Linked DNA regions of Homo sapiens: region 2 is linked to region 1. Evidence: chromatin loops called from intact Hi-C (ENCODE). Cell type or tissue: Calu3. All regions are shown on one strand. Each heading gives the region's core, and the rest is flanking DNA. Links, peaks and the distances in the headings are about the cores only. Region 1 overlaps LOC105369468 (a long non-coding RNA gene). Region 2 holds the start of LOC124902813 (a long non-coding RNA gene).

Evidence for each region. Peaks named below come from ENCODE experiments on the same cell type or tissue, not always from the same donor. Only the 100,000 strongest peaks of a DNase experiment are listed, where the experiment ranks them.
Region 2: a loop joins it to region 1, with 4 times the contacts of the local background. A loop is called at or near these places in 2 of 110 quality-filtered maps.

What each region holds. Positions count from the first base shown.
Region 1 is chr11:105,461,640-105,470,282 of GRCh38, forward strand. All of the region lies in intron 1 of LOC105369468 (a long non-coding RNA gene), which reads right to left. Among named protein-coding and RNA genes, the nearest start is that of GRIA4, 140 kb to the right of the region's middle. In Calu3, for the core only: no CTCF peak of the experiment used is centred there; a DNase peak (open chromatin) is centred at 5,132.
Region 2 is chr11:104,954,175-104,962,174 of GRCh38, forward strand. CASP4 (caspase 4) reads right to left here. Exons shown (of 9, transcript NM_001225.4): 2 at 573-827. LOC124902813 (a long non-coding RNA gene) reads left to right here and starts at 6,269. Exons shown (of 2, transcript XR_007062986.1): 1 at 6,269-8,000. In Calu3, for the core only: no CTCF peak of the experiment used is centred there; no DNase peak of the experiment used is centred there.

The sequences.
Region 1 (8,643 bases), core at 365-8,364:
TGTTTCATCATATGTAAATCAATCAATGTGACATATCATATCAACAGAATGAAGGATAAAAACATATAATTATTTCATTTGATACAGAAAATGCACTTAATAATATTCAATATCCCTTCAAGATAAAAACCCTAAAAAAATCTGGGTGTTTAAGAAACATACCTCAACACAATGAAAGCCATATATGACAGATAAAGAGCTAGTATCATACTAAATAGGGGAAAACTAAAGTTCTTTCCTCTAAGATCAGGAACACAACAAGGCTGTCCATTTTCATCGTTACGAAACAGTGCTGCAACTCCTACCCACAGCAGTCAGACACAAGAAAGAAATAATGGGCATCCAAGTTGGTAAGGAAGAAGTCAAATTACCCGTATTTGAAGATGACATGATCTTTTACTTGGAAAAACCTAAAGACTCCACCAAAAAAAATTATTAGAACTGAAAAAAAAATTCAGTAAAGTTGAAAGAGGTAACTAAAGAGCTTCTGCACAGCAAAAGAAACTACCATCAGAGTGAACAGGCAACCTACAAAATGGGAGAAAATTTTTGCAACCTACTCATCTGACAAAGGGCTAATATCCAGAATCTACAATGAACTCCAACAAATTTACAAGAAAGAAACAAACAACCCCATCAAAAACTGGGCAAAGGATATGAACAGACACTTCTCAAAAGACATTTATGCAGCCAACAGACACATGAAAAAATGCTCATCATCACTGGCCATCAGAGAAATGCAAATCAAAACCACAATGAGATACCATCTCACACCAGTTAGAATGGCAATCATTAAAAAGTCAGGAAACAACAGGTGCTGGAGAGGATGTGGAGAAATAGGAACACTTTTACACTGTTGGTGGGACTGTAAACTAGTTCAACCATTGTGGAAGTCAGTGTGGCGATTCCTCAGGGATCTAGAACTAGAAATACCATTTGACCCAGCCATCCCATTACTGGGTATATACCCAAAGGACTATAAATCATGCTGCTATAAAGACGCATGCGCATGTATGTTTATTGCGGCACTATTCACAATAGCAAAGACTTGGAACCAGCCCAAATGTCCAACAATGATAGACTGGATTAAGAAAATGTGGCACATATACACCATGGAATACTATGCAGCCATAAAAAATGATGAGTTCATGTCCTTTGTAGGGACATGGATGAAATTGGAAATCATCATTCTCAGCAAACTATCACAAGGACAAAAAAACCAAACACCGCACGTTCTCACTCATAGATGGGAATTGAACAATGAGAACACATGGACACAGGAAGGGGACTGTTGTGGGGTGGGGGGAGGGGGGAGGGATAGCATTAGGAGATATACCTAATGCTAAATGACAAGTTAATGGGTGCAGCACACCAGCATGGCACATGTATACATATGTAACTAACCTGCACATTGTGCACATGTACCCTAAAACTTAAAGTATAATAATAATAAAAAAAAAGTTGAAGGATACAAAATCAACATACAAGTCAGTAGTATTTCTATATTCCAACAGCAAACAATCTGAAATAAAATCAGGAAAGTAATCCAATTTATATTAGGCACAAATAATGTTAGATACCTAGGAATAAGCTGAACCAAAGAAGTAAAAGAGCTCTACAATGAAAACTTTAAAATATTTATAAAAGAAATAGAAGACGACATAAAAGATGGAAAGATATTTTCTGTTCATGGATTGGAAGAATCAATATTGTCAAAATGTTCATACTATCCAAAGGAATCTACAGATTCAATGCAATCCCTATCCAAAAGCAATGACATTCTTCACAGCAATAGAAAAAATGATCCTAAAATGTATATGGAACAACAAAAGATCCAGAGTAGCCTAAGCCATCCTGAGCAAATATAACAAAACTGGAGGAATCACATTACCTGACTTCAAAATATACTACAGAGCTATAGTAACTTGAAAAAAAATTTTTAGTGGTACTGGCATAAAAACACTTAGAACAATGAAACAGAATAGCACCCAGATACAAAACCATACACCTACAGTAAATTCATTTTCAACAAATGTACCAAGAACATACAATAAGGAAATGACACTCTTTTCAATAAATGGTCCTGGGAAAATTGGGTATCTATATGTAGATGAGTGAAACTAGACCTCTGTCTCTTGCTAAATACAAAAATCAAATCAAAATTGAGTAAAGACCTAAATCTAAAACTTCAGCCTATGCAACTACCACAAGAAAACATCGGGAAACTCTCCAGGGCATTGGTGTGGGCAAAGATTTCTTGAGTAATATACCTGCCAGGCACAGGCAAACAAAGCAAAAATGGACAAATGGTAACAAATCAAGTTAAAAAGCTTCTGCACACAGCAAAGGAAACAATCAACAAAGTGAAGAGACAACCCATAGAATGGGAGAAAATATTTGCAAAGTATTCATTTGATGAAGGATAAATAACCAGAATACATGAGGAGGTCAAACAACTCATTAGGAAGAAATAAAATAATCCAATTTAAAAATGGCCAAAATATTTGAATAGACATTTCTCAAAAGAAGATAAACAAATGGCAACAGGTGTATAAAAAGGTGCTCTGCACCACTGATCATCAGAGAAACGCAAATCAAAACTACAATGAGATATCACTTTACCCAGTAAAAATGGCTTCTATCTAAAAGACAGGCAATAGTGAATGCTGTTGAGGATGTGAGGAAAAGGGAACCCTCATTCACTATTGGTAAGAATGTAAATTAGTACAATCACTAAAGAAAACAGTTTGGAGGTTCCTCAAAAAACTAAACACAGAGCTACCATATGATCCAGCAATTCCATTACTGGGTTTTTATAAAAGAAAATGAAATCAGTATGTTGAAGTGATATCTGCACCCTCATGTTTATTGTAGCACTATTCACAATAGCCAAGGTTTGGAATCAACCTAAGTATTCATCAATAGACTAATAAATAAAGAAAATGTGGTACATATACATAATGGGGTACTAATCAGACATAAAAAAGAATGAGATCCTGTCATTTGCAACAGCACGGATTGAACTGGGGGTGTTAAAGGAAATAAGTCAGGCACAGAAGGGGAAACTTCACGTGTTCTCACTCATTTGTGGGATCTAAAAATTAAAACAATTGAATTCATGAAGATACAGTAGAATGAAGGTTACCAGAGACTGAGAAGGGTAGTGGGTGGTGAGGAAATAGAGTTGGTTAATCATTAGAAAAATATAGTTAGAATGAATAAGATCGTGTTTTTGATAACACAACAAAGTGACTGCAGTCAATAATTTATTGCACATTTTAAAGTAACTAAAAGATTATTGAAATGTTTATAACACAAAGAAATGATAAATGCTTGAGATGATGCATACCCCATTTACCTTGAAGTGATCATTATGTATTTTTTACCTGTATCAAAATATCTCATACACCCCATAAATACATTCACCCACTATGTACCCCAAAAATTAATTATAAAAAAAAAAAGAAATAAATGAACAACTACAGAGCTTCAGGTGAATACATTGAATTCAATGAATTCAATGGCTATTTAAATTTGATCTTATTTAATCACTCAGAATCATTGTTTAATAAAATTAAATTTAAAAACAATTGTCTAAATCTTACCATGTTTTACTCTTCATTTGTCCACATCTCATTGATAAAATAAATCAGATCAAAAGTGCCTATAATTAGAAGATTTCTTGAAAGTATTCATTCAAAAAAAAAAAAACCTTACAATTGTAAAAAAGGAACAGTGGAAAAAACAGAAAAGAGTCATAACTCAATCCTTTTGTTCTAAGCAGGCAGTCACCGCACAGGGTCAACACAGATTCAGCAGGCATTCAGGCACCTAAGACTCAGAACAGGTGTATCACTACCTGTCACTCATTTCTTGCTGAGCCTGATAGTTTTTATTTAATTCATTTGACAATTTTTTATTTTAGACTTACTATGTGGCAAGTGTTTTATATAATGATGATACAGTGCTGACCTCAAAACATCTAGCAGCAAGCGATGCAAATGAGAATTCTGATGCCAATATTATTTTTTGTTTGTTTGTTTTAGTGAGCGAGCTCTCTCTCTTTTTTCTTTGTAGAAATTTTTGGCATGTTCTCTTATCCTTGACATTCAAATAGTTTATTACAGTACATTTAATTGTAAGGGGTGTACACGTGTGTGGGGTGTGTGTGTGTGTGTATTGTTTATTCTTCCTGCTAGTTCTTCAGTGAATCCTTTCAAGTTACGGAAATTTGTCTTTTATGATTTTATTGATTATTCCTCATCTCTATTTTTCTGGTTCCTATTATCATAATCTCTATTAGCTGGATAACATCCCTCCTGCACTGATCTTCTATATCAAGTGTCAGCAATTTTTTTCGTTAAGGATGAGAAAGTAAATATTTTAGGCTTGAGGAGGTGTCATGTAAAGTTTCTAGCTCTTCTCTTCCTCTCTTTCCCTTTCACTCCCTCTCCTCCTCCTTCACTTCATTTTTCTCTTTCTCCTATTCCTTCTCTTCTTCTTCTTCTGACAATTCTCTAAAAATGGAAGAAAAAAAATTTAGCTTAAGCCATAAAAAATGAAGCAGAGGTCATAATTTTCTGACTCCTCCTCTTTATCTTAGTTTTTGTTACATTTTTCATTAGTTAATTTTGTTGAAATATTCTAAATACTTTTTTCTTTTGTCGTCTATATAGCTAATTAGGCACAAATTTGGGCAAATCATTTAATTTCTCTATGTATCAGTTGTCCCATCTGTAACTGAAGGTAATAATGGTTGTAAAGTTAAAGTGAAATACTCTATATAATCCTCAACATGGCATGGCACATTTAATAGATACTTAGGGAATATTACTTTTTGTTTTCACGGATGCAATATATTCTCTCAAGCTCTCTAAGGACACTAAAAATAATTTTTAAACTTATTTCTTATCTCTAAATTAACTTTGATTCTTCTAGAATTAATCACTATATGTTTTAATATTAGAACTTCTCTTTATGTTGCTGAACTACCCTAAATATCTGGTAAGTTTGGTTGTTAATTTATTTTTGAGTGAAGATCAAAGCAGATTGACATGAGTAGATTTCATGGACTTTCTGGATTACTTGCATTTTTCTTTCATTAGCAAGCTCCCTTCCTGAACGATGTGGCTGATTGCCAGATCTCTGCATCTAGGCTAGTCAAGTTAGCTAGTAGTGTTTATTTTGTATGTGTGAGTGGGGAGAGTGAAAATTTTAGTAAAGATCAGATTTGTAATACCAGTCCTCGCTCTTGGAGCCTTAAACCATCCCAAGTGGATGTTTAATTTCTTGGAAAATATTTTCCTGACTTCCTCCAGAAGGCAACTACACTGCACCTGGATGATATAATGAAAAGGGGGAAGCCTTATTCATGCTACTCTTCAACAGATACTGTTTCAATCAAATGCTCCACCCCAGATCTTGGCTCTGTACCTGCATAATCAGAGCCCAGAAGCTTCCTGATATTTTATTCTTAGGAAGATTTACAACTTGTTTGCCACTTCTTTTCTGTGTATGTTCTGTGCCCCAATCAGGCTTAGGAATTCATATAATTTCATTGCTTTGCATATTCTAACAATTTATGAAAATCTAAGGTGTACTGTTGGTCATCTCCCACCTTTATCTCAGTTCACCAGTGCTAGTCCTTTTATAAATATTTTATTATGCATGCTTTTTTACTCTCTAAAGAGCTTTGTGGAGGTAAAAGAGTTAAATATATAGATTCAGTCCAACAGCCTAAATTAGGTTTAAAATAATAATTTATAATGCTTAAATTTTCACCTCTTATGTGAAGCAATAAGGCCACCATGCAACATCAATCCAAAATTATGTTGACAGAAAATCTTTGAGATTGCTGAATGAAAAACATAGTTCATTACATGGTAAGTTTTCTGTTTGTATGGATCTCTTCGAATAAATGATTCTGCTCAAATTAGTAAATAATTGTTTTGGTATAAGTGTTAGTTCTTAGCTTCATTCTATTGATCATCTTATTTCATGGCACAGCAGAGTAGTTAACAGTTTATACTTTGGAGTCATAAAGACCTGGGTTCAAATCTTTCCTCTGCTATTTACTAACTTTGTGAACTAGAAAAATATTATTTAACTTTTTAAGACATATTTTTGGTCACCTGTATACAGTTCATTTATTTATTTATTTCACAAATATCTATTAAATACCTATGACTTTATTAGATTTCTATGAAGATTTATAAAAGAATAAAAGTCAAGTTGGTACTTAGCCCTTGATAAACATTTCCTGTTACTATTATTGTTTTCAACTATCTTTATTTCAGAACAAAAAATAACTGAACATGAGACAATTTTGTGCTGTCAATCATTCTTCACTATGTGGTATATTGCTGTTGAAAAGCAAACTATTAATGTTTAAAATAATTTCAGTTCTGACATTCATATTGGTCAGAAAACATATTGATATTACAGCAATATCAACTAAGAATAAATGTGGACACCATGCAGGAAAATTGTGCATGAACTCTTCCATGTCCTTTAAAAATCCTTTCAGGGCAAATATTTAAATTGAATCCTTAAAAATGCATGAAATGATTTAATCCCTAAAAAATCTTCTATTGTGTCTCTCAAGGCCACTTTCCTGAAATTAATACACAACAGCCATGCATAGCTTTCTATATTAACCAAAAAGGAAGGGCAGGATTATGCAATTGGGCTTTGCGTTTTTATCTTGGGACTCTGTGTTCTGCGAGCTGGAACTCCAGGTTCATCTGCCTTATGGCCTCAGGCTGCCTTTTTCCTGCTGGTCTCCTGACTGACATGCTGCGTGCACACCTTCAGAGAGGGGGCTCTGATCCTTCTTTTCCAGATAAATACTGTCAATATTCACTTGGCAATAAGGAATAAAGTTATATTTCCAATGCAAACAAAAACATTGGCCTGAAGAGCTGGGGAAAACATAGAATTTTTTTAAATAATACTGGCCCACCTTTTATAATGCGTTTGCTCACTGTGGTGCTCTCTGCAAGTAAATCCTTTAATTTTAATTTTTAATTATTTTATTTTATTTTTCCATAACTTGTTGGGGTACAGGTGATATTTGGTTATATGAGTAAGTTCTTTGGTGGAGATTTGTGAGAGCCTGGTGCACCCATCACCTGAACAGTATGCACTGCACCATATTTGCTGTCTTTTATCCCTCACTCCCCTTCCACTCTTCCTCCCAAGTCCCCAAATGACCTCTCACATTCCAAAATGTACTGACTAAGAGAGGGAACCCTATGGCCCTTTGCCCACCAGTACTTCAGGAATTCCCTCTTTAAATGCCTACAAGGTAGCATGACACAGAGATCAGCCCCACCAAAATTACCTGGTATGTTACTAGGACTGCCAAAACAAAGTACCACAGACTGCAGCTTAAACAACAGAAATTTATTTCCTCCTAGTTCTGGAGGCTCGAAGATTCAGATCAAGATGTCAGCAAGGTTGACCTCATGTAGCTTTAATTACTTCTATAAAGGGCCTATCCTCAAATACAGTTACATTCTGAATATAAATGTCACAACTTTGAAAAATTTTTAAACATTTACAGTTTGCTTTTCAACAGCAATACACCACAAAGTGAAGAAAGACTGACAGCACAAAATTGTCTCATGTTCAATTTTGTTTTTGTTCTAAGATAGAGAGTTGAAAGCAATAACAATAATAGGAAATGTTTATCAAGGGCTAAGTACCAACTAATCACTTGACTTTCATTCTATTATTAATCTTCATAGAAATCTAGTAAAATCATAGGCATTTAATAGATATTTGTGAAATAAATAAATAAATAACTTGTATACAGGTGACCAAAAATATGTCTTAAAAAGTTAAATAATTTTTTTTCAGGTTCACAAAGTTAGTAAATGGAAGAGGAAAGGTTTGTACTCAGGTCCGTATGACTCCAAATTATAAATTGTTAACTATTCTGTTGTCCTATGAAATAAGATGGCCAATAGAATGAAGCGAAGAATTAACACCTATACTGAAAAAATTGTTTACTAAGTTGAGCAGAATCATTTATTCTGAAATATCCATACAAACAGAATACTATGTAATGAAGACATGAATTTGAAGTGTCAGGGGACACAATCCAACCCGTAACATCTAGTAACTGGTTCCACAATGTTAAAAGTGTGCTCTTCATATAACAGTGAACTGGGTGCAATATTCTTTCTCAAAAACTGTCTAAGACAGGCCTCCCAGATAGCAGCTGATTCTGTAGCACTGCTCTCTGTTTACCTGTAGTGACAAACTACCACAATGTAAAAGGTAAGTCTTGGCCAGTGACTGTGGCTTTACGCCACATAACTGTTTTGCATGCATAGATGGTATGTGGGGAAATTGGTTTCCCAAGGAAATCATAGAATGTACCAATGCTGTACAGTTTAGAAGTGTTTCATGATGCAGATATTAATTTTAAAAAATCTTCTGCAAGATAACTCTGTAGCCTGGGTGGGTCCATCCTAGCTCTTGGAACCAGTAGAGGGCAGGTGGGAGTGTTAGAAGTGTTGGCTGGAAGAAGCCTGGGAGGATTCCTGAGACAGCATCTGGATTCACCAGAGGAAATGGGAGATAAAAAAATCTATTTATTCACAATTTTAAAAAATACTAACTGACTAGAATAGGTTG
Region 2 (8,000 bases), core at 1-8,000, 510 kb before region 1:
AGTGTATATTTTAGCTGTATTTGTATTGTGATGCCAGCAAAACACTCAAGTAGACCTGTTGAATATGTTGCTAGAGCTAAATGATCCTGGAGTTCAGAGGAGAGAGTTCCGGATGAGAGCTAATATCTTGAGAGTTGTTGGCGTGTGGTGCCTGTCATTATAATGTTTCTAGGCTTAGACGATCTTGTGAGAAAGTACTGGAATTGTCTTCATTTCACAGATGGTAAGACTAATAACTAAGGATCTAGGGAAGTTAAGCAACTTACAGGATGTCACATAGGTCACAGGTGACAGAATCTAGGTTTAGTTCTATGTGTCCCTTACTACAAGGTGTGAACTATTAACTATTTTTGTACACAGTCTGAACACAAGGACTCAGCCTTTTAGCTGATTGTAAACTGGATTCCACCCCACAAAAGGGAAGTGGTCTCTAAAAGGACAAAGATAGGTTTAGTGAAAATGATAGTTTAGGAAGGGAAAGATAGGGGAATCACAGAAGACACTGCTTAGGCCTTGGAGTTAAACAGATTTAGGGAAAATTGAGACATTCATTGTAAAAAATCCAGTCTTACCTTTTTTATTGGGGGATATTTGGTCTATGTTAAAAAAGGTTTGAAGAAGCATTTGTCCTGCCATACGTTGCTTCTCTTGCATAGAGTCTGCCATGACCCGAACTTTGTCTTCAGTTTTAGCATCGTAATATTTCTTTTTTTCCTCTTCCTTCCAGTTCAGTACATTTTGTTCCACCAAGTTATCCAAAACACCAGTGAGGAAATCTTTGCCCAGGGATTCCAACACCTTAAGTGGCTTTTTTCTGTGGTTGCCTTCTGTTAGAAATAGAAAGATTCCTTTAACTATGGGCACAGCTTAAAGAGTTTCACCCTCACTTTAGATATAGTTCTATAATGTGAAATACTTCTGAAAGTATGTCCTACTTCACCATCTGTCTTCTTGTACCTATAGAGTTCTGTCATTCATCATATTCCTACCAGGTTGTTTAACAATTTATTGCCACTAAATACTTTTTATTTTCTTTTTTGTTCTTTTTTCTTTTCTTTTCTTTTAGCTTCTCAACTTCCTTCTGTGGCATTGGACCTAATGCAAACTTCCTGGTCATCCACTGTATTCATTTTTCTCTTTTACTGGTTCACGGCCCATAGTGATAATGATCTGCCTAAAATATATATTCCCGGGAAAGTCAATGCTCTTGTCTAGAATATAAATTCTTCCTACTAGATTTTTACTTCCTATATGATTTTTACTCTTTTCTGTATTTAGTTTTCTTGGTGAAAGAACTATATCTTTGAATTTGCATTTTTTTAACTTACATCCTATACCCACATCTTTGTATTCAAAATGTTTAAAAGTACTTAATATGCTTGCTAAATACATAAATTAAAGAATAAATGGATGAGTGCATCCATATTTATAATTCTTTCAAATCTTGTTCTCAATGAAAATTTAAAATTGAAAGTAACCTGATTCCTAATCTTCCAGTGTGGTGGATTAGTTTAATTTGACACCATGTTAATGTATTACTCCTTAGAGTAATTTGAATATTTATAAGGAAATATAGATACCAAAGTAATACATCCTTTGTTTCAATACAACAGATATGATTTCGGCAGATTGTACACAGAAATGCTGGATATCTTATCAATTCTCAATCAATGCTACAAAGATAATTATACAATCCATGTAGATGTAAGGATAGTGCTGACAGAAAATGACATCTAAAGAAATCATGTCAGGACATTGCACAAAAGCTTTGGCACAGAAGCACCAGCCTCATTGTCTGGGTTATCTTGAATTAATATTTTCATACGTGCTTATTGGGCAGCTATTATGAGAAAAACATTAGACATTACAAACCAGGAAAAAAGTTACATAATATAAATTAACTTAGTAAAGGGTAATATCTCCCATGTACTTATTATAAATAAAAAATGAATGCATATAAAACAATTTAAATCATTATTATAATCATCATTATCATTTACATATCACTGTACCAAAGGTTTTACAAATGTTAATATACTGGACCCTCACAATAAGCCAGTGGGGTAGTTATTATATTCCCTATTTTATATTCACCATTTAAATAATAACTTATGTCACATCACATGAATTAGGATTCAAATCTTGTTTTTTTCACCATAGTCTATATAGTTAATCATGATATGGTTCAGTTAAAATAGTTAATATTCATTGAGCCCTCATCATGCCAAGTGCATTACTGAAATTTCACAAAAATTCCATATAAAACATATATTAACCTCTCTTATATGGAAAATGGAAGATAATAAGTAATTGACTCAAATAATGTAAAAGAACACCGAGTATATAGTAACTGGGAACAAGAATTGAAATCTAGGGGTTCAGAATCCAGAGCCCCCATTCTTAATTCATCAAACTACATTACCTGACAGTTGGTGAAGAGCTTCTTAAAAGAATGTAGACAAGATATTTAAGGGGCTCAGAAAACATTAGTGCATTCCAACAGGTGAGATCACAAAGGCTTCTGAGAAGAGGTAGCAAAAATGTTAGTCTTGCAACATCAGGTACAGATGTTGCAACACAGTGTGATTTGCAAACAGTACACAGATTAGTGTGTGGGATATCCAAACTACCTGAGTTCTGGGCTTCTGTTTTATTTATTTGTGTGCTCAGTAAACTAATATAGTGTTGACTGAATAAATGATATGTGAAGAAATATAATAAGCAATAAAATTGAAGAGTTTTTAACAAAAAAAGTCACATATGACAAACACACAGCTAACATCATACTCAATGGTGAAAAGTTGAAAACCCTTTCTCTAAGATCAGGAAGAAGACAAAGATATTCACATTTACCACTTCCATTCAACGTAGTTCTGACCAGAGCAATTCGCCAACAAAAAGAAATAAAAGGCATCAAAATTGGAAAGGAAGAAGTTTAATTGTGCCTGTTTAAAGATGAAATGGTCTTATATACGGAAAACCCTAAAGGATCCACCAAAAATCTTTTAGAACAAATAAACAGATTCAAGAAAATTGCAGGATAAAAAAAATCAACATACAAAAATCTGTAGTGTTTCTGTATAACAATAAACCATCTTTAAAAAATAAATAAATTTCCATTTAAAATTGCTGCAAAAATACTTAGAAATCAATTTAACCGAGTAGGTAAAAAACAAGTACACGTAAAAGTATAAAACTTCAACCCGATCAACATGGTGAGACTATGTCTCTACAAGAAATTTAAAAAGTTGGCTGGCCATAGTAGCATGTGTCTATAGTCCTTGCTTCTTGGAAGTCTGAGGTAGGAGGATTGCTTAAGCCCAGGAATTTGAGATTATAGTGAGCTATAATTGTGACACTATACTCCAGTCTTGGCTACAGAATGAGATCCTGTCTCAAAAATAACAGCAATAATAACAAATCTCAAAACTATAAAATATTGATAGGGAAAACTGAAGAAGACAAAAATAAGTAGAAATGTATTTTGAGTTGATGGACTGGAAAATTACTATTATTAAAATGTCCCTAATACCCAAAGAAATCTAAAGATACAATGCAATTCCTATCAAAATTCTAATGGCAGCTTTTACAAAAATAGAAACAAATCCTAAAATTTATATGGAATCACACACAAAAAAACAAACCCTGAATAGGCAAAGCAATTTTGAGTAAAGGGAACAAAGCTGCAGGCATCGCACTATCTGAGTTCAAAATAGACTACAAAGTACTACAGTCATCAAAATAGCACAATAGTTGCATAAAAATAGAAACAGAGAGCAAATGAACAGGACAGAAAACCCAGAAATAAACCCAATTATTTACATTAATTTGACTTTTCAACAAAGGTTTCATGAACACACAACTGGGAAAGAACAAATTCTTCAATAAATGATATTGGGAAAATTGTAAAACCACATGCAGAAGAATAAAAATCTCTAAACATATACAAAAATAAACTCAAAATGAGTTAAATATGTAAATGTAAGAACCAAAACTGTGAAACTACTAGAAGAAAACAGAGGGGAACAGCTTCATAACATTGGTCTAGACAGTGATTTTTGGATATGACAGAAAAGGACAGGAAACAAAAGCTAAAATATGCAAATGAAATTACATCAAACTAAAAAGCTTTTACACAGTCAAAGAAACAATCAAAAGATTAAAGAGATAATCAACAGTATGGTAGAGAAGATTTGCAAACCATACATCTGATAAAGAATTAATATGCAAAATACAAAGAACACAAACAATTCAATAGAAAGAAAATAAACTGATTTAGAAATAAGCAAAGGACCAGAATAAACACTTTTCAAAAGAAGACATACAGAGAATATGTATATGAAAAATGATCAACCTCTCTAGCCACCAGGGAAATTGAAGTCACAATGAAATATCACTTTGCACCTGTTGGAATGGCTATTACCAAAAAGACAAAAGATAACAAATGGTGGAGAGGATGTAGAAAAAAAGAAACTCTTGTACACTGTTGGTAAAACGTAAATTAGGCCCTGCGCAGTGGCTCACGACTGTAATCCCAGCACTTTGTGAGGTTAAGGCGGGCAGATCACCTGAGGTCAGTAGTTCTAGACCAGGCTGGACAACATGGTAAAACCCTGCTTCTAGTAAAAATACAAAAATTAGCCGAGCGTGGTGGTGGGCGCCTGTAATCTTAGCTACTCATGAGGCAGAGGCAGTAGAATTGCTGGAACCCTAGAGGCGGAGGTTGCAGTGAGCCTAGATTCCATGACTGCCCTCCAGCCTAGGCAACAGAGTGAGACTCTGTCTCAAAAAAAAAAAAAAAAAAAAAAAAAAAGAGTAAATTAGCATGGTCTTTATGGAAACCTATATGGAGACACCTCTGAAAGTTAAAAATAGAGCTAAAGATATGATCAAGCAATCCCACTATTAAGTATATATCAAAAATTGGAAAATCAGTGTCTCGAGGAGATATCTGAACTTCTATTTCCATTGCAGCATTATTCACAATAGCCAAGATATAAAATCAACCTAAATGTCTGTGGACAGATTAATAGATGAAGAAAATGTGGATTATATACAAAATGCAACACTATTCAGCTTTTAAATGGAAGTAAATCCTATCGTTTCTGACAATATTGATGAACATGAAGAACATTATATTAAGTAAAATAAGCCAGGCCAGGCACCAAAACACAAAATATCACATTATCTCACTTATACATAGACTCTAAACAGGTTAAACTCATAAAAGCAGAAGGTTGTACATAGAAAATATGTACAATGTTTATTTGTCAAATAAATAAATAAGTAAATTAAAAGTATGGCCTGAGGTATAATCTACACATTCTGATGGCATCCATTATATGCTTAAAAGAATAAATAAATCATTCTCAAATTTATGGATTCAGCCCAGATGTGGATGTCGGTATTGAAACCTATACATTCAATAGACAATGAGATATCTCAACTACATCTCACAACCTCATTTAACTCAACTTACAAAGATGAACTGTTCATTTTTTCATTTCCATCCTTCATTCTCTTTTCCATATACTAGTAAATAATACCTATACTCCAAGTACAAAAGAGCAGCAATACCTGGTGATATTCAACCTCTTTGGCCTTCTCTATGTCTTATTTCCCTTCTTAATTCACATTGCATCGATTTTATTTGCTAAACATTTTCAGAATCTGACCACTTCTCTCAATTCTAATTGTTCATTACTTCTATTCGGGCCAACATCCTTTCTTTCTTAAGAAATAAATTCATAAGAACTTTATCAATCTACTCTCCGTCCCTCTATTCTACTCTTTGCAACGAAGAGTGTTCCAATATCTAGATTTGACCATGAAAACTTTCAGCCTATTCTAATCTAGGCCTTCTCATTCACTCATTTTCTGATACTGTTCCCACCTTGCTCATTACATTCAAAACGTTCTGCCTTCATTTAATTTCTGGAAAGATTCTATTTAGGGGTCTCTGTATTTCCAGCCCCTACCTTCTCATTCATTCTTGTTTTCCTACTGCTGTCTGTCTAACCTTCAAGTCTCAGATTAGATGGCACCTTTCTCAGGGAATCAAGTCTCTACTTAGGGATCTGTATAGTTTCAGCACCCCCGCTTCTAATTTCTTCTGGTTTTTGAACTGTTCTCTGTCTATCTGTCTATCTGTCTATCCTTCAAGTATCAGATTAGATGGTATTTTCTTAAGGGAATCCTCTCTGATTCTTCCAGAGGAGACAGCATCAGAGATATATGCTCCTAGGGCACCTTGTATCTCCTTAGAGTAGCATTTTTTTTCCATTTATTTATTTATGTATTTATATATTTTTGTGAGACAGAGTCTCACTCTGTCACCCAGGCTGAAGTGCAGTGGTGCTATCTTGGCTCACTGCAATCTCTGCCTCCCGGATTCAAGCGATTCTCCTGCCTCAGCCTTCTGAGTAGCTAGGACTACAGGTGCACACAACCACGCCTGGCTAATTTTTGTATTTTTAGTAGAGATGGGGATTCACCATGTTGGCCAGGCTGATCTCGAACTCCTGACCTCAGGTGATCCACCCATCTTGGTCTCCCAAATTGCTGCTATTGGATTACAGGCCTGAGCCACCACATCCAGCCTTTTTTTTTATTTTTCCATTTAATTGTGATTCCCAGCCTACTTATCTCTATCCACTGTTAGAATTTATGCTCTGTGAGGACAGGGGCCATGAACTACATCTGCACTATTTTTGGCATTCTTTTTACTAGTTATTTACTGAATATTTACTAATTATTTACTGAATCAGTAGTCAAGTCCATGTAGGAACAAATGAATAAAACTTATGTGTGGCTCAACTCTTAAGGAATATGAAACCACCTTTGCAAAATTATAACTGAGGAAATTACAACAATGAACGAAATCAGACTGGGAAAGCCTTTGTGGCTACCTGCTTGTGGTTTGGTGCCCCCGCTCCAGCGATGGATCCAGAAGGTAGCCCAAGTAGCCGCCTAGTTCTCTTGGACTGGGGGCTGGCTCTGGTACTCTCTCCACTGGCAGGCACTGCCAACCCAATGTGCATGCATTTAATTGCAACGGAGAAATAATCCTGGAGAGATGTCCTCTAACTGTGGCCCTATCACAGGGTTTCCGTCTGTAGCTGCATTGAAGGGTGTCTGGATTGGTGAGTATCCTAGGTGCTGCCAATGCCTCCTTCCTTCTCCTGACTGGTTCTGTGGCCCCATAGTGGGGTGTCTGTCTGTAGCCCCATTGCAGGGTGTTAGGATTGGTGAATCTACTAGGCACTGCTAATGCCTCCTTCCTTCTCTCGACTTGTCTGTAGCTCTATGATGGGGTGTCTGTAGCCCCATTGCAGGGTGTCTGTAGCCCCATTGCAGGGTGTCTGTTTGTAGCTCCACCACGGGGTATCTGTTCGGCTCCACTGGGGTCTTGGTTGGCTCTAACTAGTAGGAAGAGTCTTGGTTCACGAGACTTGTCCTCAATCAGGACAATTTTGAGATTTCTCAGACAGAGAATAGGAGGATAGTTTGGAAGGGATACTCTTGGAGTTCCTGTTTAGGGATCATCTGATTTGGAAGGCCTTCTGTCTGTCTCATCTTCGTGTGTGTTTGTATATGTGGAGGGAATCTCAGAAGGAATTGCTGAAGGAAGTCCAGCAGGCCTAACTCAGAGGACTCTTCTTATTTGGTTACATTCGATGAGCCCTGGAGAAAGTTCAATAGGCCTGTCTCATGGTGACTATCTGCTCTTTGCCTTACCCAGAGACCCCATTGTGAATTACTGTTCTGAGGTCGTCCCTCCCCACCTGGAGTGGATCAAAGACAACAGGGACGAACAGAAAAAAGTCTGAGCTTTGCCAGGTTGATATTGGGTGCTGAACGAGGTGACTAGTGTCTGTTTTGTTATGTGAATTCTGCTGGGATAGAAAATGTTAAATGGTTCCCCATGCAGCTGGTTGGGCAGCATCTTGCATTTTAAGAATCTTGCCTATGTTTCCATAAAACAGAAAATGGTGACTTTT